Regions from separate parts of the Mus musculus genome. Here regions 1, 2, 3, 4, 5 and 6 are each linked to region 7. A link is a loop called in an ENCODE intact Hi-C map of the cell type or tissue named here. Cell type or tissue: heart. All regions are shown on one strand. Region 1 overlaps Sh3rf1 (SH3 domain containing ring finger 1). Region 2 holds the start of Nek1 (NIMA (never in mitosis gene a)-related expressed kinase 1). Region 3 overlaps Sh3rf1 (SH3 domain containing ring finger 1). Region 4 overlaps Sh3rf1 (SH3 domain containing ring finger 1). Region 5 holds the start of Clcn3 (chloride channel, voltage-sensitive 3). Region 6 overlaps Sh3rf1 (SH3 domain containing ring finger 1). Region 7 holds the start of Sh3rf1 (SH3 domain containing ring finger 1).

Region 1 (4,000 bases), 130 kb before region 7:
CACGGAGGAATACGTGGAAAAACGGGGAGCTTGGCTTGATTGTCACTCCAACCTTTCTAACCCAGTCTCAAGACAGTGTGTCTAAGGAAAGGCAAAGGCAGAGGACATGTACAACAAGGAAATTCAATTAAAAAAAAATTAAAAAAGAGCAACTGGGATAAATAATGTCTTAGAAAGAGGCAAAACCAAACCAAAGCAAACATCTATTTATGGACCTGACTAAAGAAAAAACAGATTTACATTTTAACAAAACATAAAGAAGGGTCACATCTTATTATAAAACAGTAGCCAAATGTCATTGCTTGTAAAAGGAGAAGAGTGAGACATTGAGATACGGCAGAAAGAGGGACATTCAGACAGACAGACAGACAGACCCAAAGCTGGTATCTAAGAAAAACACAGTCATCTCTCTGTGGCTGAAACAGAAGAGATGGTGCTCAGTAACACTAGGCAGATTATATTTTTTCCTCCCTCTCTGCACCGAGTGAATGCGACGGAACGCCTGATTAAAATCAGAGTCCTCTCTGCTGCCTGGTCCCGTGGGCTGGGAAAATGACGGGGCTCTTTGAACGTACAGCTGTGATACAACAGGAAGCTCTGTAGGTTGCTTATAAACCGCCTCAACTGCAAAAATCTAGCCCAGTGGAAGTTCAAAAGGTGATCCACCCTGTACTGTGCTGTGGGCAGTTTGCTATCTTGTAAGACCTGACATCTCTATAGAGAAGAACTACAACCTTTCATAGACTCAGACCTGGCCTGGAAACCTGCCTATTATACTGGAGTCTGGGTCAGCAGAGGCATATATACCCTTCACCAGCAAAACAAAACACAAAAAACAAAACAAAACAAAACACACACACAAAAAAACAAAACAAAACAACAACAACAAAAACACCTATAGGCCACTGGGACCCATACGGTTCATCAACACTGGACTTGCCCATATGAAATGGCCATCTTTTGCGATGCCCAGGTTCTGTCCCCCTAAGGCAACTAACAGGCCCGGCAGAAGATTTCCACCCTGGCTAGCCTGTCTCTTTCTAGAATAGTACGGAGGGCGGGTGGGGTGGGGGACAGTGTCTTCTATCTCAGTAGGAGCTGCTGCAGGACACTGGAACGTCACAAGATGTTATAAGTAAGAAGTTCATGTATGTAGATCCTTCCTGGCGTGATTTCTTCCTCTTGCCTTTTCATGAGACCCGCACAGAGAGCAGTTAGACCTGGATTTGTCTAAGGTTAGGAAAACAGGCAGTATGTTTCAAGCCCGAGCCAGGGGCTGAAGGCCATCTTAATACTAAAGTGCTCTGCATTGGAATTATAGGCACAAGTTCAAGTGACAATCAAAGGTCCCTTTGCTTTCCAATCCTCTTATGTGTGCCTCTTCCTCACGCACCTCACAGGAAATGAATCCCATAGGCAAACACCATGTAAAATCCCACAACCCATCACTGTTGCTGCCCATTCACCTACTCTCCACTCACCCTACCTTCAACCCAACACATCAGCATCCCTAAATGGTCTCTCCGGGATACAGGATCTCAGGCACAAACTGGTCCAAGAGAGAGGCCAGGTTGCATGAGTGTGCTCGAGGGACATCAACAGTTGCTACTTTTAGCTGTGTTGCTGTGTAACTTACTGTTTCACATTTAATCTCCAAGAAAGAGGAGAGATTTCCATACTAGTTAATCATGTGAATTTCATGGTGTCTCTATCCTTATAATAATTAGGAATGGTATGTCCTTTTCCTTCTCCAGGACACAGAGCACAGGCAATAGTCAGTAAGTAGAAGGTAATGCTATAATTTAAGAGGTTTTGGAGTCAGAGATTAACTTACTTTTTTTTTTAAAGACTTATTATTTATTTTACTTATATGAGTACACTGTCACTATTCTTAGACACACCAGAAAAGGACACCAAGTCCCATTACAGATGGTTGTGAGCCACCATGTGGATGCTGGGAATTGAACTTTGGACCTCTGGAAGAGCAGTGAGTGCTCTTAACCACTGAGCCTTCTCTTCAGTCCCCTGACTTACTCTTGTTAAGACTACTGGCTCTGGCTCCCTGCTTTGCAGCCAGGAGGCAAGAGACCCTCAATGAACGCTGTGATTGTAAAACCATTCTGTGCTTCTCACTGCTTCTAAGGACAGTACGATTTGGATCTAGAAGTTTCGATCCCTGAGATGCTAGAGTACTTTTCTGTTGTTGCTATGGAGATCCTGAGCTGAGCAAGGGGGCTCCTGCCTGTAATCCCAGCACTGAGGAGGCTGAGGAGAAAAGGATCATGAGTTCAAGGCCAGCTTGAGCAACATCGTGACCTAGGTCAACCTGGGCTACACAGCTAGACTACCTTGAAAACTGAAACAGAAAATACACATAATAAAGAAAAACATTTGGTCATACCCCATACCTCATCCTGATTTTCAACTTCCCTGTCAAAGACTTCCCTTCCACATTCCAAAGTGCCTCCACCTGTGCCCTACTTCTGACAGTTCCTTGTCCCTGTTGGCACAAGTGGTAGTGCCACTGACTATATATCACCTATTCTGAGACCTGACATCATTTAATGTTCTTTTGTTTTGTTTTTTATTTGCTTTGTGAGACGAGGTTTCATGCAGCCCAGCACTGCCTCTACGTTGCTGAGAGTGAGTTTGACCTTCTGATCTTCCTGCCTTCATTGATGTATTGGATCACAGCTGTACACCACCACTTTAATAAATCACCGGAGATCTAACCTGGGGATTCACGCATGGTAGGCAGGCAGTCTACCAACTGAGGGACATCCACAACCCTAAAGCTTCTATACACACACACACACACACACGAACTAAATCTCAGAATCCAAGTACTTGGGAAGTAAAAGCCGGAGGATGAGAAATTCAAGAATATCTTCAGCTCCATAGTGAGTTTAAGGGCAGCCTGGGTTATGTGAGATACTGTCTCAAAAAGGAGGAGGGAAAAGAGAAAAAAAAAATTTAAACAGGGTTTGTAGACTTTTAGAATTCAACCTATTTGTAAGCTGCTCTGGGCAGCAGTTGGCCTTTAACGACGGGGCTGTCTCGTGACATTTTGCAGCTAAACATACCACACGGTATCAGCAATTGCTAATCACCCATTGAGTACATTCCTCTGCCCTGTACTGGAGATAAAGGACTAAGATCTTCAGCCTCCTCATCCCACAAACCAAGTCAACAACAACAACTACAACAAGAAGCAACAATTATTAATAGGCTCAGGCCTGAATCAACAGCTGTGGCACTCATGATGGAAGAGACGGAAAATTCTCACTGTTGCGTGCGAAATGGTAGAGAGACATATGCTCATAAATAACTCCATTCTGCAGAAAAGATGTAAAAGTCTTAATTTATGAAAAAAGCACTGGAAGTAATTTAATTTCCTATCCCAGGGGTGACACTTACTTCCTATACATCCACAACATAAAAATACTGGTTTTTGTTTTTTTTTCCCTACCAACCTACATACTATGGCTATGTTAACACCATCTCCTGAAGTGCTTCAGATTTTAAATAGAATCCTCGTCACAACTGGAGGTACCAAGGGTACGGGGGCCTCATGTGCTATTGAGAGTTTCCTATGCAAAACCAACATTAAATCCACGGTGTGTCTGCCAACCTACCAGAGACTTTGAGATTTACTCCTTTCTCTGGATGACAGAAAAGCATGTTTATAATTAGTTTTTCATTAAACGGAGCTGGCACGCAGTAGACAGTGTTTAATAAATCTCTCTTGCTTAATATGCAGTCTTTCTTATAAAAATCCTAGGATAAAAATGACTGAACATGAATTAATTTTATATGCTCTCATGTGGCCTATTCCATTGATTTGCCCCTGAGTCAACCCCCAACAAAGAACTAGCCATTTACTATATTATAACATTTTCAGTTCACAAGGGCTAAAACTCAGCCAGCCTCATATCTTTTACACTAATTAAATTTTCTAAACTCGGTCTTCCCTTTCCCCCTTAAGACATGGAATTAAGAA
Region 2 (4,000 bases), 230 kb after region 7:
TATGGAGAGAGACCGTGTGTGTGTGTGTTTGTGTGTCTCTACACTAAGAAGACTTGTGGGAGCTTGTTCTTCCACCATGTAAGTAGGTCAAGGGGACTGAACTACGGTCATTCAGGCATCAGGCTTGGTGGCAAGTGTCTTTATCTGCTGGTCCATCTCAATGTCCCTATTTAAATTTTGAACAGGATGGGGTTACAGGTTGGAGGCAGAAGCATCTGCCTACTATTCACCAGGCATCCTTGAACAATTTTCCATTTCCAAACACTTCACCTTAACATTTAAATTCATGCTACTACAATATCTTGTTTCTTTTTAAGTATATCAACTATGCTCCAGAAAAATATTCCTCAATTCCAGTCAAATTAGATAGGTACCTTTCTAATTTTCTAAGAACTGTTTCAAGTAAGTAGTGCTTGATAAATAACATGAACCACATATTAAAAGTTTCAGAGTACAGGAATTTTAAACTGCATCTCCATCAGTTAGGAAAACACTGACAGAGATTAAGCATTAGCTCTTTCAGATATTTGATGGATAGGTTATTCCAAAGGGAAACATTAGGAATAGGTGAGGCCTACTTCTAACAGATGCCAAGAGGTCTTCTGGTACTGTCTGCAGGCAAAATCTATACACACGGTTCTTCCAAAACAATAGAGACAACCTGAATTGTAGAAAACGGTCAATGTGTTTTCCAAGAAAGGAAAATTCTCTATTTTTTTCATTATGAGGAATCTCTAGAAAAAAAATAAAGAATTGCTAATATTTTTTAAGTATGTGTTTTCTTCTTGGTAAATATATTTAGACAATACCCAAGGAGTTTATAGTAGAAACTATCAACAAGCAAAAAGAAACTTCCTCTGTTGAAAAGCTATCATGTCCACGATTCTAGAAGGGTAAAACCTACTTGGAATACAGTGCCAATGCATTAGTAACACGACCTCAAAAGAACTGTGGTTAAGTCCCACAGCCTTCATCAGATTTCTGACAGACTTTCTTTTTCAGTGTAAAAACCAGTTTCCCCACAAAATCTGTTACTCTGGTTTCACCAGAACAAGAGGCCATTTTAAATGTAGACCTCTAGATCCTAGAAACTAGAAACAAAGAACTGCTTCTTTTTCCATCTGGCTGCTGCCCATCACCTCCACTTACTGCAGCATAAGCAAAGCCCATCACCGTGAAAGCTCAGATGGACTAGGGCTTTTAAGCCTTCACAAACATTTCCGATGTGATTTATGTAGGCAGTAAAAATATTTCTGCTTCTAGGGAGATCTTACAGGGAAGAATAAAACATTGGGCAGGGTATATAACTCAGTGGCAGATCACCTGCCTAGCAAAAATGAGTTCCTGTCATCCAATCCCCAAGACCCCTTCCCAAAGTTACACTGAATTATTAAAGTGGCAAAACTTTTAATACTTTACACGTGGAAATTGTGTCAAACCATGGAAAGCTTTAGGGTAACCAGTTAACTGCTATTTTTCTCATTAAAATATACAGGCATCTAATCTAATCTATTTAAGTGACTTATCATCTACTTAGATTAGTTTATCGTCTCTTAAGAGAGCGTTATCTTTTTAGAATACCAAAGAATTGCCTTGAGCCATACACAAGTCCTCCCCATTAACAACTTAAGGAGAAGGTGCTTTAGGCGCAAACACTTAAGGCGAGTATCCATGCACTCCACAGATCTATACAGGTCTCCTCACTCCCGGTGAGTTCACCATTCTGCTTGTCTGCCTGTCACTGCTTTCCCACGCGCAACTCACCTCAATGACACGGGACCTGAGTCAGAATAACAGTGGCGACCATAAGCACCGGTCTAGTGGCGGCAGTGTCTTCCTATAGGACTTAAGGCAGAAGCACCACGATGCATTTTGGAAATGACATGCTGTAAGAGAAAGCAAGTCTGTCTACCCAGCAGCCGCTCACAGCCCAGGCTGCGACTCCTACACCGGGCACCGGTCTCTGGCTGACGCGTCAGACTTGCCACCGTCGGGTCAGGCACAGTACTCCGCGACCCGCCCTGGCTACGCGGACGAAACAAACACAGCGGTTCCTGACCCCTTGGAAACGGCGGCTGCACAGGGGGAGTTGCTGGGTACCGCCCCCAACTTCACAGGTCGAGGTGGCTTGGCCAGGCGCGGACCCGCAGCGTGTGGGACTGGGAGGCTACCTGTCGCCCAAGTCCTCCCGCCTCGTCACAGTGACTATGGATTCCGGGGTGAGGGCAACTGCACAGGCTCAAGGTAAGGACGCTGCACGTTGCCGCCCTGAAACCATAGAGCTACTGCTGAGGAGAGGGGAACGGCCCTCGCGTCACTGTCGCTGGCGTGTGACGTCAGCGCGCAGGAGCCGACTTGTGGCGCTGCAGGGGAGGAGCCGGGATCTGCGGGGGGCGGGGCCAGGCGAAGCGAACGGACTGTACGTGCGGGGCGGGGCTGGACTAAGAGTGATGGGGCGGGGCTCCGGGGAAGGGCGGGGTTACGGAATAGGAAAGCTAGTGGGACCCGGCTCTCAGCCAGCAGCTGAGCTAGCGGGGAGCGTGAAGGACCAGAGGCCGGCCTAGAGGAGAGAGAGGCTAGGGAGAGGGTGCAGTGAGTGGGGGGCCTGTGGTAGGTAAAAGCTAAAAAGGGCGGTTTGGGAGCGGAGCGTAGCAAGCCGGGGATGGGTAGGGCAGAATCGGGGACGGGGGAATGGGGCGGGGCATCGTCAAGGGGCGGGGCCATTGGAATATGTTTGGGCCAAAAGAGCTAGGAAGTACTGGGACTAGAGAAAGGACTGGGCAAGTGCATTGGTGCAAGCACCGGGGACTGGGGGCGGGGAGGTGGAGACTGGAGCAACTTCAAGAGTTAAAAACTCCAAGCACCAAAGGGAGAGCGTGAGGTACTCCAAGCTCAAAGGAGCATGTGAAAGACGGGTGTCGGTAGAATAAAGTAAAACCGGAAAGAATTAGGCTGAGTGAAGGCGGGAATTTCGCTCAGGAATCTGACTCAGACTGAAGAGAGCATATTAACAACTTTTTCCCACACGGTACACAGATAAGGTACTTTTAATTTGAGCGCTCATTACTTAACTGAGGATGCCAAATATTTACAAGTAATTTTTCTTTAAGTACAATGCCCTTTAAAAAGTTATTTTAAGGGATGGCTCAAACAGCTCATCTCTGAAGACAGAAGACCAGGGTTCTGGGACGCAAACCTTGGTCTGGTTAACTCACCTGTAACAACTTCAGGAGCATCTTCTGCAAGCACCGGGACCTGAACTTATGCACATATCCACAGTTACTTCGTGAACTTAAACGAAGCAGTTTTATCTTTAATTTTTAGAATACAAAGTTACATTACAGTGTCCTACACCTTTATGTTTACTGTATATACACTTTATACTGAAGGGACTGACGATGTACAGTAGACTAAAAATCATTCGATGCAGGAATTGAAACAGTTGAGAACAAGCCTGGTGTCATCCCGAGTAGCTCTACTCAGTGAGCTAGAGGATGGCACTCTAGAAGTCCATACTTGAGGCAGGAAGAGGATAGTGTCTTTGTATACAGCCATAGTTGCTGTCCACATTGTTCCATTCGTGTGAATGGAACACTACCGAGGCTGCATAGACCTTGCCTAAGATCTGTAGACAGTTGATTTCTCTTTTCCATCCTTTCCCCATCCCACACACCCAAATCGACTTTTCTAGGTTCAGGAGCTTATAATTCTTTCCAGCTTGGAAATGGACAGATTAAGGGCTTCTTTGCCAGATGGTGACACTGCAAGTTACCTAAGCTAGTACATTAAACAAATGTTGAGAGTCAGCTCTTGTTTGTTTGGTTTTTGTTTGTTTGTTTCTCTGTATAGTCCTGGCTGTCCTGGAAATCACTTTGTAGACCAGGCTGGCCTCGAACTCAGAAATCCGCCTGCGTCTGCCTCCAGAGTGCTGGGATTAAAGGCGTGCGCCACCACGCCCATCGTGATTCAGCTCTTCAATCTCCAGGAAACTACAAGAGAC
Region 3 (4,000 bases), 89 kb before region 7:
TATACAAAGATAGCCAAAAGGATAAAGGGTAACATTTTAAACTCACTAAACTTTTTTTTTGTTTTTTGTTTTTTTGAGACAGGGTTTCTCTGTGTAGCCCTGGCTGTCCCGGAACTCACTCTGTAGACCAGGCTGGCCTCGAACTCAGAAATCCGCCTGCCTCTGCCTCCCAAGTGCTGGGATTAAAGGCATAGGCCAACCCTGCCTGGCTTGAGAAACAAAACGTTTTCAAAACAATTGAAGCCTACTGCATTTTACTTCACCAATGATACACTAGATAAATATCAAAAAGAGATGAAAAGCTGACTCCTGTCTGTAAGTCCTCCCACCCCCCGTCCCACTGCACACTGCTCCTAACTATTCCTGACTAGAATATTCAGCTGCATGAAATAATTGGCAACTTTTGTGACGTATCTATGGCCTCAGTTAAACTCCTTCTACCCTGTTCTTCAGACTCTCTCTGTATAATAACTAGACTTGCAACTTGGCTATCCTAAGCTCCTTTATGGATATGAGAAAAATTACTAGTAAAGAAAAACAACTGAAAAAACAAAGGGAAGAGTAGGGAATAGGACATAGATTGTCTCCATGATCACGGTCCCTTTCTGCTGACTGTGTGACCATGTGACTCCAGTAATTGGTCTGATTTCACTTTAAGGGCGTATGCTGACAGTGTGATCCAGTGTGTGATCCAATGGCACTGAAAATTTTGGAGCCTGGGAGTTAAGTGTGTTAGCTTTGGGGAAAATAACGAAAGCCTAGATAGTATCCTTGAATCCCAGAGGGGTTAGTTCACTGAATTTGTGCACATGTGGAAATCGCCTGACATGTCTCCTTCAAAAATACCTCCTTCTCATGCAAGTGCAGAGATCAAAATATGATCCTAAATAGTTTTAATGAGAGGATAGTAGGACAAATTACTGGTGTGTGTGTGTGTGTGTGTGTGTGTGTGTGTGTGTGTGTGTGTGTATGTATGAGTGAGTGTAAGTGAGTGTTGAATGAATGAACTAGCTTCATTCCTGACAGAAGCAGGCCAGCCCTGGAACCTGCTTAATAAGACTGCCATTCGATGCACACTGCCATTCAATAGACCAGGATGGGGCTTGTGGCTTCTCCATTTCTAGGAGCTGTCAGTTCCTGGAGCCACAATGGCAGCAGCAAAGGAATCAAGGGTCAGGCTCCTTCCCAAACTTCTTTGCTGTTCTTCCGTCTCAGGTGCCTCAGGGCTCCATCACTGAATCCTTTCACAATCTAAAGTCACTCCTAAAATGAGAGCTCATGGCTTCCCTCCTTTGAAACCGAGTCATAAAAGCCTTTGGCAACCACAGCTGGGTACTAAAATCAACTAGGAAGTTTATGGTTTCCTCTTCCCCCTCTTCCTCCCTCCCCCCATCCTCCTCATCAATTAAATGAACATCTCTAGGGTTAGTCAGAGGTCGGCTCCCGGATGACTCCCCACAGACGTAGCTAACTACATCTGGTCCACCTAACTGCTGGTCTACCTCTCGAAATCTCCCAGATCTAATCCCAGCCAGTACTTCTTACGTGAGCTCTGAGTGTCTTCCTCATATCCCAATTTATCCCAAGCTGCCATGTCCAAAACAGACTTCTGGATTTCCACCTGCCCTTCTACCTGTTCCCAACCCCCACCCCCTTCACTCCCCTACCCCACCCACCCCCACCCCACCCCCTACTCTTCACCTCGCTGCCTTGGTCACAAGACCTAGGTTTACTGTGGTGGCTCCATTTCTGGCCGTCCACAGCCCACACCCAATCCTTCAGCAAGCCTACTAGCTCTAACTTGTAAACAGACACTCAGCTTCATCCAGTGTCTGCAACCTCCACTGCTCCCAGCCTGAGCCACAAACACTGCTTCCATGTTGCTACACTTGCCCCGCCCCCTGTATCCTCTACTCTCTCTTGTCTGCCAGTCTCATAGTGGTTTCCCACTCAAAACCAAGCAAACCTCTTCCCGTGGGTCTTCTTGCTTTCTGCCCTGAAGCCCTATTTATTACAACCAAATATGCCCACACCTCGATCTTCAACTAGGAAGCTTCTGGAACTGTGAAAATGTAGACTATCGCAACCTTTAAACTATTTAATCACATGTTGGCTCTAGTGCTTAAAACAAAACAACAGAAGGAAGTTATTACCCAAGGCCCAAGCTCATTGTCAGTGTCAGAGCTGAGGAATTTCTCGAATCATGAGCTGCCTATCAACATGGCAACCAGCTAGCCACCAGGCGGCATGCTGCGAGGTGGAGCTTCAGGGTCCCTTCCTCCTCTCAGCATTATTTTTTAGCAATTTATTTCTCCTTCCTTGCTCCACAACACTTCAAACCCAGAGCAAAACACGCTGCAGGGCAATTTTTACAACTCTTTTGAAGGTACGATGGTTGGCTACATTTGAACGGAATTATAAGCCATCTTTAAGTACAGCACTTTCACACAATTCCATTATCATAAAACAAATACAGGAATTATATTGTTGATGTCAGCTGCACACACCACCTCTTGGGAGACACAAACATACTCATTATTACAGTTTTACTTATCACCGAACCCTACCATTTTAAATTCTTTTAGACAACACGCATCTTCCCCTAACAGCCCCCAGCTTATAAATGGAGAATCTTTACACACACTCATTTGCAACAAAGGAGACATTTTTTATTTGCTAAGATATAAACTAGACAAAAGCCGATACGTGTAGGGAGAGAGACCATGCTAGGGATGAGCACTGCAGTGTGGGGAGCACAGGCATGCTGAGTGAATGTGTACAGTTAACACGAGTGCGGGCATGTGAAGGATGCCAACACCACAGACCCTGGCTGGATGTGAACAGACGCCGACAGCGTGTCCAGAAAATACTAACCACAGCTCCCTCCTCTCATGACTACAGCCCAAGAACACGCCCCACAGACACCCCACTATGAGACTAGCTAAACCCACCTCTTTGTTTATCGGTAGACAAGAGCTCTCCTCAATCCGGATGTACAATACAAACATTCTGAGTTTCTAGTACACCTCCAGGAGAGCACACAGTTCACGTGGCCCCAACTTTTCTGTGTGTCAGTGTGTCTCATCATTCTTCATCCACTCGTGACCTCAATCCCTAAAGCTGTGCAGGTTGTAGCACTGAAGGATGCCCACAGTGACGTGAATAAACACGCTTTGTATATGTTATAAAAGTGCATTCAGTACGCAAGAAAACCATATACAACCCATTTTCTAGTCCTTGTCACGTAAGAGTAGCCTAGGAGAAGTTACTTTGTGACTTAGTGTTGCAATTAGGCACATTTAACCTATGTCAACTGTCTGATTCACTCATTTTTAGTTAAGTTAGTTACTGAAGTGTTTTCATGTCTCTGTATTTATCTTATTTGCATATAATATATATTATATATGTATGTATGTATGTATGTATGTATGTATGTATGTATAAATGGGTTTCCATAGAATTTAAGGATAAAAAGAGGAAATATCCCGTATTTAGTTAACAAATATATGTCATTTTATATCCAAGTATATGTATTTGTATATGTAATGAGATCACAGGGAGAGAGAGAGAGAGAGGATGAAGATAAAAATGCTAAAAATTTTAGTTTTCACAGGAAAGAGTCTTGAGACCTTTGTTTTGTTTTCTCAGGAAGTCCGTGTGGAAGGCTGTAGGGGACAGGACAGCTTAGCCAGCAAAGCACACACTGCACAGCTACTGAGGACTTGAGTCTGTGAAGAGTCGTACATATGCTGGCACACAATGTGTTCACACATACACACAATCATGTGCACACAAGAGAAGAAAAAGAAAGAAAAGAGGATGGATGGGTGGGTGAGTGGACGGATAGATGGACAGGTGGGTGGATGGATGGATGGACTCTATGTCTGGGCCCCTCCTTAATACATTAAATCATAGGAACTGAAGGAGATTTAAAGAATTACTTGGCCCCATTTCCTCACCTTAGGAGAAGGAAGCAAATTGACTGCCCACAGTTGAGCAC
Region 4 (4,000 bases), 59 kb before region 7:
CTCAAAAACAACAACAACAATAAAGAACTTCTTAACCAGAACAAGCACACACAAAACACACAGCCTGCCAAGAGAGAGAAGCTAACCCATCTAATTGACACCTGACATTGTCTTGGCAGAATGATCTCTGAAAAAGAAGCTACGGCCTGTCAGGACCATTCACGTTCCAGCTATTCCAGGCCTCTCACATATGCTCATTCCCTCGCTGTCAACACTATAAGACAACTATACTCAGTTTTTGCTTTGTTTTGTTGGAAAGACTGGTTAAACTCACAATCTTCCTGCCTCAGCTTCCTGGCTAGCTCAGATTACAAGGCATATGCTACCACACCCAACTCACATTTTTGTCTTTGGGGAAAGTGTCGTGTGTACACATGGAAGCCAGAGGTCAGTCTCAGGTACCACGTCTCAGGAGACATCCATCTTGTTCTTTCGAGACTGAGTCTCTTCACTAGGACTTTAGGGTAGGCAGGTTAGCTAGTGAGCTCCAGGGATCTGTCTCCATCTCCCCAAGTATACACCACTACACACCACCACATGTGGTTGCTTACATGACATCTGGGATCAAACAAGTCTTCATGTACCCAGGGCAAGGACTTTACCTTCTCCCCAGCTCCAGTTAATATTTTTGAAAGGCTACCCAATGATAAACTGGGAAAGCCAGCAAGAGCAACATTTATGAGGCCATCTAAAGAAAAGCCTCCCAAGACTGAATGCTTTCAGGAACTTGTTAAAGAGCAGCCAATTGAGTATCAGCATGCACCACTGAGGGGTATGGGGAGGGAGAGTGTGTACCAAGAGACCACCATGGGGAGGGATAGGATTACAGAGACCTTCCCCTCTATAAATGGCAGAGCTTCCAAACATTGGTTAGTGGTCCTTCTGTATGCCACACAGAAACTCCATCTAGGATGGGTCAGTAAAGTTTATGCTTGCTGCATAGCTCAGTGACCTACCTCAGCCAGGGGTCTGCTGACAGTACCCTCAAAGTTATCTCCTTGCAGCAAGGACATTAGAAACCATCCCCAGGCAAGCTGTGTGCAGTGCACACAACAGACCTTGGATGCATCAAGTGGTCCAGTCCTTTCAGGAAACACAGTAGAAGACACTCAAGCTACGGGAGGCTCAAAAATATCACATTCCATATTCCTTTAATTTACCAGTGGAGCATCAAGAACCAGTGAGGCAAAGTGAATAGGTCAGGAGCCTAAGAAGAAGTAGACCTGTTAACTCCTAGATAGTATACCCTCCATGAAACCAAATTCCCTACATTTTTCAAACAAGTTTCAACAATGCAGTGAAAACTTAGGATTAGCCACCAGCCTCAGAATCAACAATGGCCTGGAGAGATCCCAGATGCTTGCAACTCTGTCTGCAATATGTGGTCAGCTCCACAGTGGCCCTCTACATTCCTGAGCTACAGGCCCTCCAGGCTTTGGGGGTTACCGGTTTCGCTGTAAAGATAAACCCAGTGATAGACTATGATGGCTGGGCGGGCTGCAGCAAGGGCTCTGTGGAAGGCACTAGCAAAAGCGCCCTTTTTAAATGCCTGGTCTCTTAGGTCAGTGACAGCTAAGCCACAGCAAAGGAGAAGAGACCGGGCTGTTTGCACAGGTGCTACTTTGCAGAGCCGCTAACAGGAGCAAGCGCTCTCCCACAGAGCTGGCCTCAGATCAGAGGCCTGCTGACCCCAGAGGGAAACACTAGTCCGGGTGGGCGGATCCTGCCCCAAAGATGGGCACAGGGCCTGGAGAAAGCAAATCAACCCCAGAGGCTTCTTTTGGAATCTGCCAGGCTTTCTTATCTGTAGCCAAGACACTATGCAGGAAGCAGGAAGAAGCAGGAAATTAAAAAAAGAAAAAGAACAATTTAAAGAACTGTAAAGAACTTGCCCAGTTACTCATTTAAGGCTTCGATTTGGGTTTTTGCTTGTTTGTTTATTTTTGTTTCCATTAAAAAAGTAACCACATTCCTTCGAGAACAACCTCCATCCCTCCCCCCACTGGCTGACCCCAAGTAACAGCAGTTTCTGTCCAGAGTTTAAATGACCTCTGGCCTTCCACCCACTTTATCTTCTACAGGAATTTCATTCATCCTTTTGTTACCCACTAAACCCCCATTGTGCCTGGGGTTTTCCTCTCACTTTCAGTCATATGCCCTGAAAGAAACTCCACATCTGCAAAGGAAACCGTGTGTGTGTGTGTGTGTGTGTGTGTGTGTGTGTGTGTGTGTGTGTGTGTAGGGGGGTGGGGAAACCTCAGTACTATAATTATACTTTCTTGTAGATGAAATACCAACCAACGTTTCTTGAAAACAAGGAGTTGGCGAATAGTAGACCAAGCAAGTCCTTGTCTTAATACTTTAGCACGTCATTACCTTCATTCCTAATCATTAACAACCCGGAACCTACATGGCCAGCAAATTACAACCAGCCACGTTAGTTATGCTCATTCTGCTCTGGCCCCCTAAGGCAGGAGACAGCACCAAACACAAGTCTAAAACCCCTTGTGATTCCTGACCCTGTCTCTCTCTTTCCTTCTGGTCCAGCTCCTAGAAGCCTACACACAGGTCAGCGCAAGTCTTTGGTAATTCAAGGAGAGATGATCAGAACTCATAATCATGCAGAAGCCAGTAAGCATTGCTAAAAATTACCCACTTCCTCCTAGCTCTGCTTTGTCTATCATCTGTATGTCTATCATCTGCCTATCATCTATCATCTGTCTATCTGTCTCTATTCTGTCTGCCTATCTATCATGTTTGTCTATCATCTATCTATCTTCTATCATCTGTCTGTCTATCTCCCATCATCTGTCTATCATCTGTCTGTCTGTCATCTGTCTGTCATGTGTCTATCACCAGTCTGTCTGTGTGTCTATCATCTATCTAGCTATCCAGCCCTGTGTGTGCTTGTGTGGCACATGGCACGTGGAGGACAGAGGACAAGCTTGGGTGATCTCGCTCAGGCGCCCTCCACATTTTCCTCCCTCTCTCACTCACTGGGGTTTTGGGGTTTACAGAATAAGCTAAGCTGACTGAAGAAGCCCAAGGACCTGCCTAGCAGATCTGCACATTGTTCTTAAGACATCATATGGTAGGAAAAAAGAAAACAAGATGGGAGCGGAAACTCAAAAGGAACAAGGGAAAGATAAGAAAAGCTTTAACAACATAACAAGGTAAGGCAGGGCGTTGTAAGGCCAGAGTGTGGTCTTTGTCTTAGTGAATAAGCATTGTCCACTCTGGGACAAGGACCTTCATTCGGGATGCTTTCCCTCAGCAGGCTCCCTGTCTCCTCCGAGGTCAACATCCCCGATCCTCCCCTGCACTGCACTCTCAGTCTGCAGCAGGGATAAGCTAGCCTCATAACTGAAGAGTTCCAGTTCCTATCCACCCTCCTCCCTAAACACGGTGGGAAGAGCCACGTTGTATCCTTTAGGTGGAGTTGGGTCCATGGTAAGTCACCAAATACTACGATAAAATTCAGCTCAGACCCTTGTTCCACTACAATGTGAAGACCTGCATGCGCCCTTGCCTATAAAGGGGGACAGTGACAACCCTAACCGTGCTGTGTGCTAGAGCTGGAGCCGCTGTGCACGGTGACTCTAAGCTACGTTCCCGCTCTCCACTCTCTCCATCAATGACAGGTGCCAGGCTGCCTTCTGCCCTCTGGCTCTCTGTAGCCTCGTACCTTATCTCTCCTCTTTCCCTCCAGCTTCCCTTTGTTCCCTTTATTTATTTTCATTTTCTTGCCGCGAAGGAGCGGGAGCGTTTACCGCTGAAGCAAAACCCTATCTCTCGAGTCATAGCAAGAGGAACAGTTTAGAGGATGGCTCTAGAATTTTGTAACCCATGACTACCTCTAAGATGCTGCTGACCTTGGAACAAACCCAGTTTTCCGAATTAAAGTGAACCATTACAAAGACTATTATTTATAAGAGAGTTGAAGTCTCTTTTAAAGCGAAAAAATAAAAATATGAAGTCGAACTATGTTGACATCACATAA
Region 5 (4,000 bases), 240 kb after region 7:
CTTTTCTTTCCCTTCCTTCCATTCTTTCTAGACCAGGCTCCCCTCAAACTTACAGAGACCTGCTGCCTCTGTCTTTCTCCCCAGTCCTGGTATTAAAGGTGTGTGGACCTAGTTTCTTATTTCAAGGAAAGTCCATAGCAACATAAAAAGAATAATCCAGAGGAAACATATGTGCTTCCTGGTGCTCTTTTTGGCTTCTTTCTTTCTTTCTTTCTTTCTTTCTTTCTTTCTTTCTTTCTTCCTTCCTTCCTTCCTTCCTTTCTTTTTTTTTTTTTTTTTTTGCCAGATTTACAAAATACAACCTGGCATTCTCAAAGCAGGAAGCCTACTAACATGGGGAAAGTCTTAGGCCTTTCACAGGTCATAGGCACTATTTATTTATTTATTTTCCTTTGGCCCCGGTGTCAGGAAGACTAACGGACAGGTTATGGTACATTTGGTGGAAATACACTTGCACTTTGAGTTCTTTCGTTTTTTTTTTTTTTTTTTTTTTCCTAAATATTAACAGGGTTTGGTTATTATCACTGCTTAAGCTCACTTCTACCAACAATAAAATCCAACTTAAAAAGAGAAAGTGACCTTTTGCAGATAAATTACTTCTGTGTCTCTGAATACCTCCAGTATATTAGAATGTATACTAAGACATTATTCCAGGGCGGGCAGCATATTTTAGCTCCCCAAAGACAGCCTTGTCTGTTTAATCCCTAGAATCAATAAGTTAGGTTATGGGAAGACTCTGCCTTTCACTGACGGCTTTGAAGATGAGGGAGTAAATGAGCCAAGAAATTCAAATGTTTTCTAATAACTTCAACAGCACCAAGGCTGATTCCTCCCTCAGGCCTCTAGAAGAAAACAACTTAGCCAACTTTGATTTTAACCAGTGAGACTTGTGTCAGAATTCTATCCTATAGAACTCTCATATAATAAATACCTGTGCATAGCAACAGGAGAGTCACACAAACTCTCATTAAAGTTCTAAGAATTTTGATAGTCAGGCTGCTGGTTTTTGTTTGTTGTTCTTTTATTTTTTTTATAAGTCTATAAAAATTCCTTGCTGAGAATTATCTCTGCCGTAAGAATATCACTCTTAAAAGGGTTGATAAGATCCCTGTCAATGAGGACAAGGGACGAGATGATGTTGCAAGTGTTCCTGTCACAGCACTTATACTACACAGTGCCAGGGATGTCCCGACTCTTTCTTTCAACTCAGGTCTGTTAAAGAAGAGATTTTGTGTCAGCTGATTTTTTTCTGACAAGAATCTTGGAGGAATCACAAAGAAGTTGATTTCTTGGCTGTAATCTATTTTTTGATGACGCTATCACACAGAACATTATTGAATGTGGTGCTTCTGAGCCTCACACATTTAAGGAGTGTTAGAACCTAGTAGGGAAACCCCCACCCAATTCCCGATTCGGCATGCACCCAAAAAATCACGAAGGACCATCCTGATGTAATTACATGAGGACGTTTAATTACGGAGCTCCAGACCGACATGCATCCCACATAGGAGATAACAGATGTCGGCCACGAGGCTCGAAAGCTAGGGGTTTTTATGGGATAAGGGGCTTATCTTTGTTCACATAGTAACCAGTTGATGTATGACTTTACCCGGTGTCATGGGGCAGTAGACAGAGGGGAGGTTCCGGCCAGATGGTGTCGACTCAGACAAGATAGCCTTGCCTGCGCCGTCCTTGCATTTTTTCATTTTTACAGTCAAGCTGTTCTTAGGAATGTCTTAACAACAGCCCTGTCTGTTCTGCTTTGTTCTCGGCCCCAGGCCACGGGCTCATAGACAACTCTTTTACATGAATCACAAGTTACAAAATCTCATTTTCCTTCAGGAGTACTTACAGAAAGGCTTACATCTAACCTGGAAACAGTTAAAATTATTTCTCTGAAGAGAGTAAAGATTGAGAACTACTAGTGTGGTTGGATGTATGCCAGAAATTAAGTATTTTACTTCTGTCAAGCTTGAAGTAGAACACAGCACTTCTGGTATGCCACAAACTGTGCCCACCACATGTTTTAAAATAAATTATTCTCACAAATCAGTGTATAAGTGTTACCAAAAAACCAACCAACCAAACAAACAAACGAAAACAAATGTATAAGTAGACAGTTTTCTTGTCTACTTAAAGGAGTAATCTTTCACAAAAGAACTAAAACAGTTCAGAAGGAATCTGTCATCTTTATAGAAAATAGATCGATTGGCTATGACTACTGCTTTTAATAAAAAATCTAGACGCTCCCCCTGCAAAAGAATCAGGCTACATGTCAGCAGTGAGAGCTCAAGTCACACTTAATATATGTAAGACAGTAAATATACTAGGACATTAGTATTCATTAGGCGATATATAAATATACATGAGACACTCAACCAAGACATGTCTTAATTCTGCCACCCAGTGGCGACTGCCATCCTGGTCCCACAGGTCTTGTCCAGTTACAAACACTGCACCTACCTGTTCACCAGGCTCTTGGGCAAGCTCTGGCCGAGGCCAGGAATTTATTTATGCACCTCCCTGCTGAGTCACAATACAGCTCCTTGAGCAAGGGGAACAGGCTTCCTATATATTGTGACACACGACAGGAACCCAGTATGTAAGACCACGTGGAACCCTCAGCTCTTTGGAAATGCATGGTGTCTAAATTTGGACTCATCAGGATTTTCTTTGGTATTTTTTTGTTAAAGCGCATAACCTGCGACGGCGCATAAGGCTGGATGATACCGTAGTACACTCTGTACACCATTACAGGCCCTGTAGCATTAGACGCGGCTCTGGAACCCCGGGGGTCATACGCTCGCTTCCGCCTGCTTCGGCTTCTCACCGCTGAGCGGAAGCCAGGCATTGCCACGATGCCGGGGACCGCACACTTCCGAAGCGCTTTCTCCGCCGGGGAGAACGTGAGCGACGTGAGAGCAGGTGGCACCTCGGCCGCCCAGCGTGGCCTTCGAGGCTCCCCTAGGAGGTCTTCTCCCGGCCACGCCCTGGTCACGCCCATCGCTCCATTCCGACCAATAGGCGCAGAGGTGCCTCCCAGTGCGGCCGTGGAAGTGCTTGGACGGTGGGACGCCGAGCGGCCGTTCACGTCAACGCGCTGACGTCACGCGCGTGCGACGCACCTGTCGGGCTCCGACTCCTGCAGCTTCTCTTCCAGTTCAGCGGGTCAGGGCTGGTCGCGGAATCGCTCGGCTGTCACCTCGCCAGCTCGTTGCCGGTGCGCTCGGGGCGGGCCGTCCGTCCGTCTGTCCGGAGGATGAGGCTGGAGTGGGCGGAGGCGTGAGAACCGCGTTACTTTCCTCCCGAGGTGGAGCGCGACTGCTCCTGTAGTCCTTGGAGAGCGCAGTGAGCCTCCAGTCGGGGCAGAGGCGGGTTGGTTTGAGGGCCCGCTGGAGCCGGAGGATTGAACTTCACCCTGAAACCAGCCTCCGCCGGTCCCACCTGGCCGCCTTTACGTAACCTCTCCTGAAAGGCCGGTAGCAGTAAAGTCCGCCGGGGTGGCCACCCGGCAGCGGTGTCCCGGTGAAGCTCCCGGGGCGGCTGGCGCGCGATCGCAAGCAGATGCGGGGTCCACAGGCAGCGCAGCCACCAGCCGCCCAGCTTGCTATGCCTCTGAGCTGCAAGGTGAGTCGCCAGCTGTCAGCTTCACGCCTTGACGGTGGACCGCGAGGCCGGGCTCTGGCCGAGGTGCCCACCTACCTGCTGTCCAGCCCATTAAAATCTCTCCTGTTCCCTCCCGGAACCTTCGAAGGACCTATACGTAGAATTAAAAACTAGGAACCAGCACAGAATTAGTCTTGAATTTACAGTTTGCTCAAGTTTAAAAACGTTTAGGTTTTTTTATTTTATCTTATTTGGTCTTTAGACTTATGCATATCAAATCATTTTTTGTGTGGATATTTGCGTTTTGGTAGTAAACTTGTTGAAACAGAAGTTACTTTAGAGAACTTTTCGTCCTGTGTGCTTTATTTAAAGTATGGCGTTTTAAAATTAGACC
Region 6 (4,000 bases), 120 kb before region 7:
AGGAGTTTATAAAAACTGACTTAAACACAATGGGTGTGCCTTCTTCTTCTTCTTCTTCTTCTTCTTCTTCTTCTTCTTCTTCTTCTTCTTCTTCTTCTTCTTCCTCCTCTTCCTTCTTCTTCCTTCTTCTTCTTCCTTCTTCTTCTTCTTCCTTCTTCTTCTTCTTCTTCTTCTTCTTCTTCTTCTTCTTCTTCTTCTTCTTCTTCTTCTTCTTCTTCTTCTTCTTCTTCCTCCTCCTCCTCCTCCTCCTCCTCCTTCTTCTTCTTCTTCTTCTTCTTCTTCCTTCTTCTTCTTCTTCCTTCTTCTTCTTCTTCCTTCTTCTTCCTTCTTCTTCCTTCTTCTTCCTCCTTCTTCCTTCTTCTCCTCCTTCTCCTTCTTCTTCTTCCTTTTTGGTTCTTCGAGACAGGGTTTCTCTGTGTAGCCCTGGCTGTCCTGGAACTCACTCTGTAGACCAGGCTGGCCTCAAACTCAGAAATCCTCCTGCCTCTGCCTCCCAAGTGCTGGGATTAAAGGCACTTAATTAAATTAATTAAATGCCCGGCTGGGTATGCATTCTATAATTTCAACTTCTGACATTTATCCAGATTACTCAATGAAGCAAACACTCTTTCCTGTTAATTGTGATAAAAGAACATTTAATTCTAGACTTCTCCGTCAACTCCCCTCCCTCCCATCTCCCAATGGATTTTTGCCTATGAAGCACAGACTGCCAGGAGTGATCAACATATTGTTTGGTGGGCACAAACCCTCACATACAATAATACAGTGGTTTGCATAAGCAGCAACATGCAGGCCCAGTAGGGTGTGGTTGAGATAATAAATGGACCGCAACTCTAGGCTAGCACAGCTATTGGCCATTTCTATGGCCACTGTGCAGCCTACTGATCAAACTCCTCATGCCCAGGGAAGAAATACAAGGAGGCCAACCACTTCAGTCTCCTTTAGCTCTCCTTCTCTCAATTCTTACTTTATTACTCGTCCTCTAAACAGCCTAGTGTATTTACCCTGCATTTTATTTTGATACGTGACAGTAATGTTTGCTAGCAAGATGTTGTCATCCTTTAAAATTACTTTAAATTTTTTTTCCAGAACAGCAGAGGTTGGTATTAATAGTATCTTCCCACTCCCTTTCCCCCCTAAATTCTGGAGAAAATCATAAAGTGGAGAGTGGAACACGTAAACCTGGCAGAAACCTGCTGTGAGTATTCCTCAACCTTTGTAACTACAGGGAGCCAAGGATTTGACAGCTCTTAATGGAATTTTGATAAAATTTAAGAATGCCTGCTTGAGCTCAGTGGGCAGGGGGCTTCCTCTGACATTTACCAGGGGGCTTCCTCTGACATTTACCTCGACGTGACCTTTAAAGTTAAAAGTGCACTCATGACCTGCAAAACAACCCCAAGCCCTACAAGACCTTCCATCCAGCCTGTGATAAGGACCTCACATAAGGCTTAAGTTGCACACACAGTACAACTCAAGCGTTCTAGGGCTAAGCGGAAGGAGGCAAAGAGATTTCCTGATCTTAAACTTCTCATGAGCTTTTACATTTTTTTCTTATTATTTTACTAATTTATTAACTTTTGTAGTGGCAGGGATTGAGAGTGCAGGGCCTTATACGTGCCGGGCGAGTTCTTTGCTACTGAGCTGTCTTTCCAGCCTTCTTATTTATGTTTTTGAGGAAGATCCTCAAGTAACTCAGAGAGAAATACTGATAAAAAATAACATTAATTAAGATAAAACACCCACCCTGACCCCCCCAAAAGGGAAATAGTTTTGGTAGTCACTACTTCATAAGAACTTTTATACAAGAGTAAGTCTCTAGCTTTTGGATATTACACAGCGCTGACAGAAGGTATGAGGGAATACTATTTTAATTTATAATCCACTAGAGTAGAGTATTACTGAACATTTTTTTCTTCCCAAAGGCAGTTAAAACTTTTAAAATATATCATAAAAGTAGTTAACCAGCCAGTCCTGGTGGCTGGCATCTGTGATTCTGGCACTGGGGTGAAGGCAGGCACTCTCCGGAAGGAGATATGTCACAAGTTCAAGGCCAGCCCAGTTTACATAGTGATTTCCAAGCTAGCCTGCACTACAGACTGAGAGTTCCATCTCAAAAGAACAAGAAGGTAATTAGTCATCTTTAAGAATGAAGCACATGGCATAGAATATTGTGGGATAAAACATCAAAGATCTATGCCTGTGTCTCTTCCCAACACATTTATGTTTAACAGTTTACAGCTTCACTATTTATAAATTTGAGATAACACTGCCACATATGCATCCTTTTCACTAATCTCAGGACTGCAGATGAGTCCAGGCAAAGCACACTGTTACCTAACAGCCCTGAGCATCTTCCCATGGCCACCGGAAGAAGCATGGCTCTCCACTATAGAGAGGAAATGCTATTATTTTCTATACTGTTGACATGCTTGTAGCAGGATATCTACGGGGCAAATTCCTAAAACTCAAACTGTTATACAAATGTGTACATCTAAAAACTTTTGAAGAAAATAGGTGCATCACACCCCAAAGAAATCTCAATTTCTACCACTTTGTTTCATGAATATTATCCTCACTAGTCACTGTTCAAGTCTCTAGTAGATGAGAGAAGCTATTTCATATTATTTAATTTGCATTTCTTTTAATGAGATTAAACAGATCTTTTCTTTTTACAATGTTTTCTATTTCCATACTTTATCCATAGTTCAACTAGGTTTTTGATATTCTGTTTTTTTACAAATTTGTTTTACAAATGCAAATGATTTTTGCATTATAATACTATTATATTAATAAAGTACTCTTTACTTAATATGTATGAATGAATACATACATTTGTGTGCATGTCTAAATTGAAATATTGGTCCATATTAATATTTTATAAGTAAGGTTTTACTTTATACTCCAAATATACCGATATTTTCTATTATAGAAATTCTACTAAATATCATGTTCTCGAGCTCTCTTGTTATAGTTGGGTGTGGCTATTCAGATTTATAATCCTAGCACGCGGAAGCTGAAGCAGGAGGCACAAAAGTTGAAGGTTAGTTGAAGTTGAGTTAGTTATTCAATGAGTTCCTGGCCAAATACGGCTATTTACTGTACATAATGAGACTGTCTCAAAAAATTATCTCGAAGTTAATTTTTCAGGGAGCTTTACTTTTTCTGAGTATGTTAATCCTACCCCTCCCTTTTTTTCCATCTCTGTCACTGAGCTGTACAACCACCTGGGCTACTGGAAAGAGTGTGGTGGGGACAGGGACAGGTTCATTTCACACAGCTCAGTGGTCATCGCTGCTGAAAGAGCCACCTACCCTTCCCTCTCCACTGTGAAACCCGACCTTCATAAATCCACATTGTCAATGCAGCCTTTCACCATCCCAGCAGCCAAACGTCCACTGTTCCTTCCCCAGACAGAGCCAGCACTCTGGAGAAAGCAAGACAGAAACTCAAGCCCTCTTGCACCTCCTTAGAAGAAATGACAGCATTAGCCTCACACCACTGTCCTCTGGAAACGCTTCTTCAATAATGGCATGACAGGTTTAGATCCCCTATTAGGCTTTTATCTTTTGGATAACAAGTTTTTCAGTTTTGCTTGACCAGACATAAAAATCAAACTCAACCTTCATTTACAATACAAGACTCGCACACGAGAGACTAATTAACTGGGAGTTCTATAAAATTGGTAAGAGAACCTCTGCTAGGCCAAGACACCATTTAAGTCTCTACAAATGATTGTGATGAATAAAAAAAAAAAAAGTCTCTTAGAATTATCAAGGGAAGGGAGGTCTGCCTCTGGGCCAGCACTGGGCAACTTAAATGTAAGATAAATCTTATAATTTAAATTTCCCAAATAGCTACATTTAGAAGAATAAAAAGAAAAAAACTATTATATACAAAATATTATATCACTTCAACATATAACTACTCCAAACCAAGACACACGTGCAAGACCTTGCTTTCAATCCTAAAACACTACCGGGTCTTTGAAACTTAGTAC
Region 7 (4,000 bases):
AAATAAGCTAATAAAGAAGAGCTGCAGTCGGTCATCACCGCCTGCATTCACCCAACTGCCTCTCTTCCAAGCTACTCACCCTCACTGGGGGGCTCCAGGCTTGCACCCGAGGCTGCTGTCCACACTGGGAGCTCTGCAGATCTTTCGAGCCACAATTAACCACAGTGCTGCCCTGCGCCCTTAATGTGTTTGTGCAGGTGGTCCCGCCGCCCCCACCAGGGCCGGGTTTCCAAGGCCTCTGCTTGATGCCATCCAGAAGTCTGACCAGTAGGATGTTACTGGGGAGCTCGTCGACCCCAGAGCCAACAAGAGTCCGGCATTCGGGACATCTGAGTTCATTCCGGGAACCCACAATCCCCAGCAAACAGCGTTTGCAAAAGGTATGCTGGCAGGGTAAGACCTTTGCGGAAGCATCCAGGCGTTCTAGACACACAGGGCACTCCAGAAGGTCCAACAAGGCAGACTCATCCATCTTGAGTGACTTTAGTGAGAAAACGGCTTCAGAACGTTCATAGTTGTGCGCAGCCCTTAAAGTGATTCATGTAACATCCATTTCAGACTTTGCTCTGGAGTTATGGGGAGAGAGGGGAGGAAAGAGAAAAATGACTGTTGTTATCTGAGGGAAAAGTTCACAGTGGAGCCAAGAACCAAAAAGTACACAAAAGTGCTTCCTCTGCATAGTCCAGCTTGGCTTTGGAATGTGGTTTCTGAGCTCCAAAGTCAACAATTAAAAACACAACAGGCTTCTTAAACGATTCCCTACTAATCCCTGAAGGTATCTAGAACCTCACTGGGCAGCAAGAACTAGCAAGCAATAAACAGGATTTATGAAAAAGCAATAAAAGACCGATATCGGCTGCCTAATGAAGTTCTCAACTTATTGGAGAACCTAAGCAAAACCGACTGGAAGTTTCCTCTATCTAAAACAATACTTTTAAGTCCAACGACCTTCCCAATTTTTAAGCCACCGTTATCATTTAAGAAGCCTTGCCCTGGGTGAATGATCCCAATATTAAATACATATGTGTCTTCCCTGTCTGAGAACAGACAGCTTAATCTTATCTAAGGCCCCCCACCCCCCACCCCCCAGAGCTGATGGTCGGCAATTCTAAAAGATATAGCCAAAACCTGCTTGAAAATAGCTACAAGAAAAATCACCCTTTCCGGCATGGCTGACAAACTCTGAAACAGATTTCTGAACCGCTTGTCTTAATCCCATTCAGAAAAATCTAGTAAAATGTTCACCAAAATTCGACGATGGAATGAATGCTAGGCTTAAAACTCTGGGTACATCTGAAAAACGGCCCCCTCAGGAGAAAGAGTATTTGAAGCCAGTTGGTGCATCGCTGTCCCCACCACCACCACCACCCCAACCAATGTAGATGCCTAGGTGGGGAGGGGGTGAAAGGATTTGGAGGCTACATTAACAGCTGTTCCTGACTAGTCGGTTCTGGGGAGAGCCAGGGTACGCCCCTCTTCCCACGGTGGGGCACAGGTAGCCCCCAACCCCTTGGCGTGGTGCTCGCCACAAACACACCCCAGAGCCAGGTGTCGCCAGCCGGGGACAGAGATGGTCCTAGGAGCTGAGGCTGCGGCCGGGTAGCTCCAGAAACAGGGAATCTCACCCAGCTGCCTCCTCTCAGCCTCCCTTTAGGTCAAATCCAGGACAAAAAAAAAATTGCCCAACACCGATCGGTGGAAGTTTTCAAGGACTTAAAGAAAAATAAAGATGCAGCCTTAAGTTGGCCAAAGTCAGCGCCACTGAGTGCGGCGGGAAGCAGACTAGCGACCCCGCGGGGATGAGCTCAGCGACAGTCCCCGGAGACTGCCACCCCAGAGGCAGAAGGGACCCGGCTGTGTCCGGGGAGAGAGCGGCCCCAAGGCCCGGCAGAGGCTTCGGAAGAGACGAGAGAGGCCGCGGGGCTCGTTCCCGGCAGGTCCCGGAGACCCAAAGGGGAAGCGCGGGGACCGACCCGCGCGCACCACTGGGATGCGGGCGACCACCGGCCACCACCCCGCGCCCGGCGTCTCCGACTCGCCGCGCACCCTACCTCGCGCCTCCGCTGCTCGCCTTTGTTCGCGGCCCCGCAGCGCTGGTAGATGCAGCCCCGCCGAGCCCGCTGCCCGTGTGGCTCGGCCGCCGCGGTGGCACCGGGAGCCTCCTCACGGCCGCCCCCCTCGCGCGCGCTCGCACAGCACGCCGCCGCCGCCGCCTCCCACCCGCCCAGCAAGGAGGGCGGGGGAACGCGACGCCGCCAAGGAGGAGGAGGAGGCGGAGGCAGCGCGCAGCGGGCGCCCGGGGACCGGAGGGACGCACCACAGCGCCGCCCGCCGCTCGGGGACCCGCGCTGGAGCCCCCAGCGGGCGGCAGCTTCGGGGACGCACTTAGCGGGAGGAAGGCTCGGGGACCCGCGCCTTCACGCCCCGAGGACGTGCACCCCGAGCAAATTTGGGCTACCCAGGAGGAGGGCGGTGGGAGTGGCGCCGAGGGACCAGGAAGAGGCTGGGGCAAGGGCGCCCTGCCGGCCTCCGGCTCCGCCTGGCCGGTGCCTGGAGACCGACTCTTCCCGGTGGCCTGGGAAGGGAGTGGCTCTGGCGGGAACCGATCGCGCTTTGCTGGGCGTGCACACTGCCTGGGTGGATATAGAGAGAGCAAAGTGAGACCCCTTAGTTCTGGAGTCCGGGTTAGTGACCACCCTATGGATCCCGGGGCCCGCCTCTTCCACCCAGCAATCAGCCCCCACTGCAGCAGCCAAGGGAGACAAATCCAAGCAAGTTTGGAGAAATGCGGATCCTAAAATTCAGAATGAGAAAGGGAAAAGAAAAAAAAAAAAACTAGAAAAACAGGTGGGAGATTAAAGCCAGTCTTGGGGAGGTTCTTCCTACCTGCCTAAAATGGGGTGAATTCAAAGTCTGACCCAGGTGGGCCGGCGCCTTGAAGCTGGCTAGGGGATACCTCTTTTATCTGCGCCTTGGAGGCAGCCATCATCATCATCTCTGTAATCTGTTTCTGTTGCCCCGGGCACACACCTGTATTCTCTGAAATGTGGGCTTGCAAAAAGGGGTGTCCAAGGGTGTGTGTGTGTGTGTGTGTGTAGGCTTGTTTGTCAAACTTATTTCAGAGACGCGTTAAATGTTGTCAAAGAGTGTGATTCATTTATACTTACTGTCAGTTTACCAAAAGTAACTTCACAAGAGAGATCGTGTATGAAATTCTTGCCAGGCCACCAACCAAGCTGATAAGGAATTGAAAAGGAATCTCGGGTTATCAGTTCATCTCCAACCAGAGCCACAGCTAAGTCATAATAATAAATAGATAAGTGAGTATCATTCAAGTTAAGAAAATAAAATTATAGCAAGTAGCAATCATCAGTCATTTTAAGCCAGGCACCGTACTAAACTCTTAAACGTATTAATTCCATCCTCACAGCAGCTCTCTATGTCATCCTTCCCAGCTTTGTTCTAAAGAGATTAATATGCTGAGACTTAGACTGTATGAATACCAAAAATAATTGCCCACTTCCTTTCCCGTTAGAGGGAGAACAAGTATGTGTTTATATTGAGCTGAAAAAGGCAAGGGGAAAAAAATGGATGAAGAGAATGAGGAGAAAAATAGTTAACTACAAACAGCATTCTGAAAGTGTTGGCCCAGTTAACGCTGCAGCAGAAACTGGAGATGAAGGCTGGGCAGACTGGAAAGTCAGAGTCAGGGAACAGACTGATTTGGGGGGTATTAAGACTGAAGGTCCACTTGGGTAACTTCCCTACATCACAGAGTAGGACTCTACTCCAGCTCTCTGCATTCCAAGACCTGTTTCTTTCCTCAAAAAAAGTTGGGGGGAGGGGGGGCGGAGAAAAGGTAGGACCTTAATCACATAATCTCTTGTGTTGCTTCATCTTGCATCGCAAGATGAAATGCCAGACAGAGACAATGGGGGAGGGGCTATTTTAGTTCTAAGTTTCGGAGGGTTCCATCCATAATTACTTGCACAAGACATCG

The links. A loop is a pair of places that touch in the nucleus more often than their neighbours do. Peaks named below come from ENCODE experiments on the same cell type or tissue, not always from the same donor. Only the 100,000 strongest peaks of a DNase experiment are listed, where the experiment ranks them.
Region 1: it touches region 7 in a loop (2.2-fold over the local background); 10 of 42 quality-filtered maps call a loop at or near these places.
Region 2: a loop joins it to region 7, with 3 times the contacts of the local background. A loop is called at or near these places in 5 of 42 quality-filtered maps.
Region 3: it touches region 7 in a loop (5-fold over the local background); 9 of 42 quality-filtered maps call a loop at or near these places.
Region 4: a loop joins it to region 7, with 4 times the contacts of the local background. A loop is called at or near these places in 10 of 42 quality-filtered maps.
Region 5: a loop joins it to region 7, with 2.5 times the contacts of the local background. A loop is called at or near these places in 5 of 42 quality-filtered maps.
Region 6: a loop joins it to region 7, with 2.1 times the contacts of the local background. A loop is called at or near these places in 9 of 42 quality-filtered maps.

Annotation. Positions count from the first base shown.
Region 1 is chr8:61,355,762-61,359,761 of GRCm38, reverse strand. The region is part of intron 6 of Sh3rf1 (SH3 domain containing ring finger 1); the gene reads right to left. Among named protein-coding and RNA genes, the nearest start is that of Gm40499, 57 kb to the right of the region's middle. In heart, no CTCF peak of the experiment used is centred here; no DNase peak of the experiment used is centred here; H3K4me3 peaks cover 45 bases; H3K27ac peaks cover 353 bases.
Region 2 is chr8:60,991,528-60,995,527 of GRCm38, reverse strand. It overlaps Nek1 (NIMA (never in mitosis gene a)-related expressed kinase 1), which reads right to left and starts at 2,335. Exons shown (of 33, transcript NM_175089.4): 1 at 1,765-2,335. In heart, no CTCF peak of the experiment used is centred here; DNase peaks (open chromatin) are centred at 2,357 and 2,707; H3K4me3 peaks cover 2,554 bases; H3K27ac peaks cover 2,145 bases.
Region 3 is chr8:61,311,411-61,315,410 of GRCm38, reverse strand. The region is part of intron 2 of Sh3rf1 (SH3 domain containing ring finger 1); the gene reads right to left. It overlaps Gm40499 (a long non-coding RNA gene), which reads right to left. Exons shown (of 2, transcript XR_870456.2): 2 at 1,985-4,000. Among named protein-coding and RNA genes, the nearest start is that of Gm40499, 13 kb to the right of the region's middle. In heart, a CTCF peak has its summit at 2,233; a DNase peak (open chromatin) is centred at 2,170.
Region 4 is chr8:61,281,434-61,285,433 of GRCm38, reverse strand. The region is part of intron 2 of Sh3rf1 (SH3 domain containing ring finger 1); the gene reads right to left. 1700001D01Rik (RIKEN cDNA 1700001D01 gene) reads left to right here. Exons shown (of 5, transcript NR_045475.1): 2 at 2,548-2,631; 3 at 3,018-3,173; 4 at 3,278-3,422; 5 at 3,862-3,912. Among named protein-coding and RNA genes, the nearest start is that of 1700001D01Rik, 5.4 kb to the left of the region's middle. In heart, no CTCF peak of the experiment used is centred here; a DNase peak (open chromatin) is centred at 1,673; H3K4me3 peaks cover 921 bases; H3K27ac peaks cover 1,455 bases.
Region 5 is chr8:60,982,403-60,986,402 of GRCm38, reverse strand. Clcn3 (chloride channel, voltage-sensitive 3) reads left to right here and starts at 3,092. Exons shown (of 13, transcript NM_173873.1): 1 at 3,092-3,627. In heart, CTCF peaks have their summits at 2,411 (motif pointing left) and 3,085; DNase peaks (open chromatin) are centred at 2,462 and 3,042; H3K4me3 peaks cover 1,864 bases; H3K27ac peaks cover 1,764 bases.
Region 6 is chr8:61,342,948-61,346,947 of GRCm38, reverse strand. All of the region lies in intron 4 of Sh3rf1 (SH3 domain containing ring finger 1), which reads right to left. Among named protein-coding and RNA genes, the nearest start is that of Gm40499, 44 kb to the right of the region's middle. In heart, no CTCF peak of the experiment used is centred here; no DNase peak of the experiment used is centred here.
Region 7 is chr8:61,222,398-61,226,397 of GRCm38, reverse strand. It overlaps Sh3rf1 (SH3 domain containing ring finger 1), which reads right to left and starts at 2,227. Exons shown (of 12, transcript NM_021506.2): 1 at 2,052-2,227; 2 at 80-566. The coding sequence starts at 472. In heart, CTCF peaks have their summits at 1,764 and 2,341; DNase peaks (open chromatin) are centred at 1,487, 1,897, 2,387, 2,517 and 1 weaker place; H3K4me3 peaks cover 3,059 bases; H3K27ac peaks cover 1,949 bases.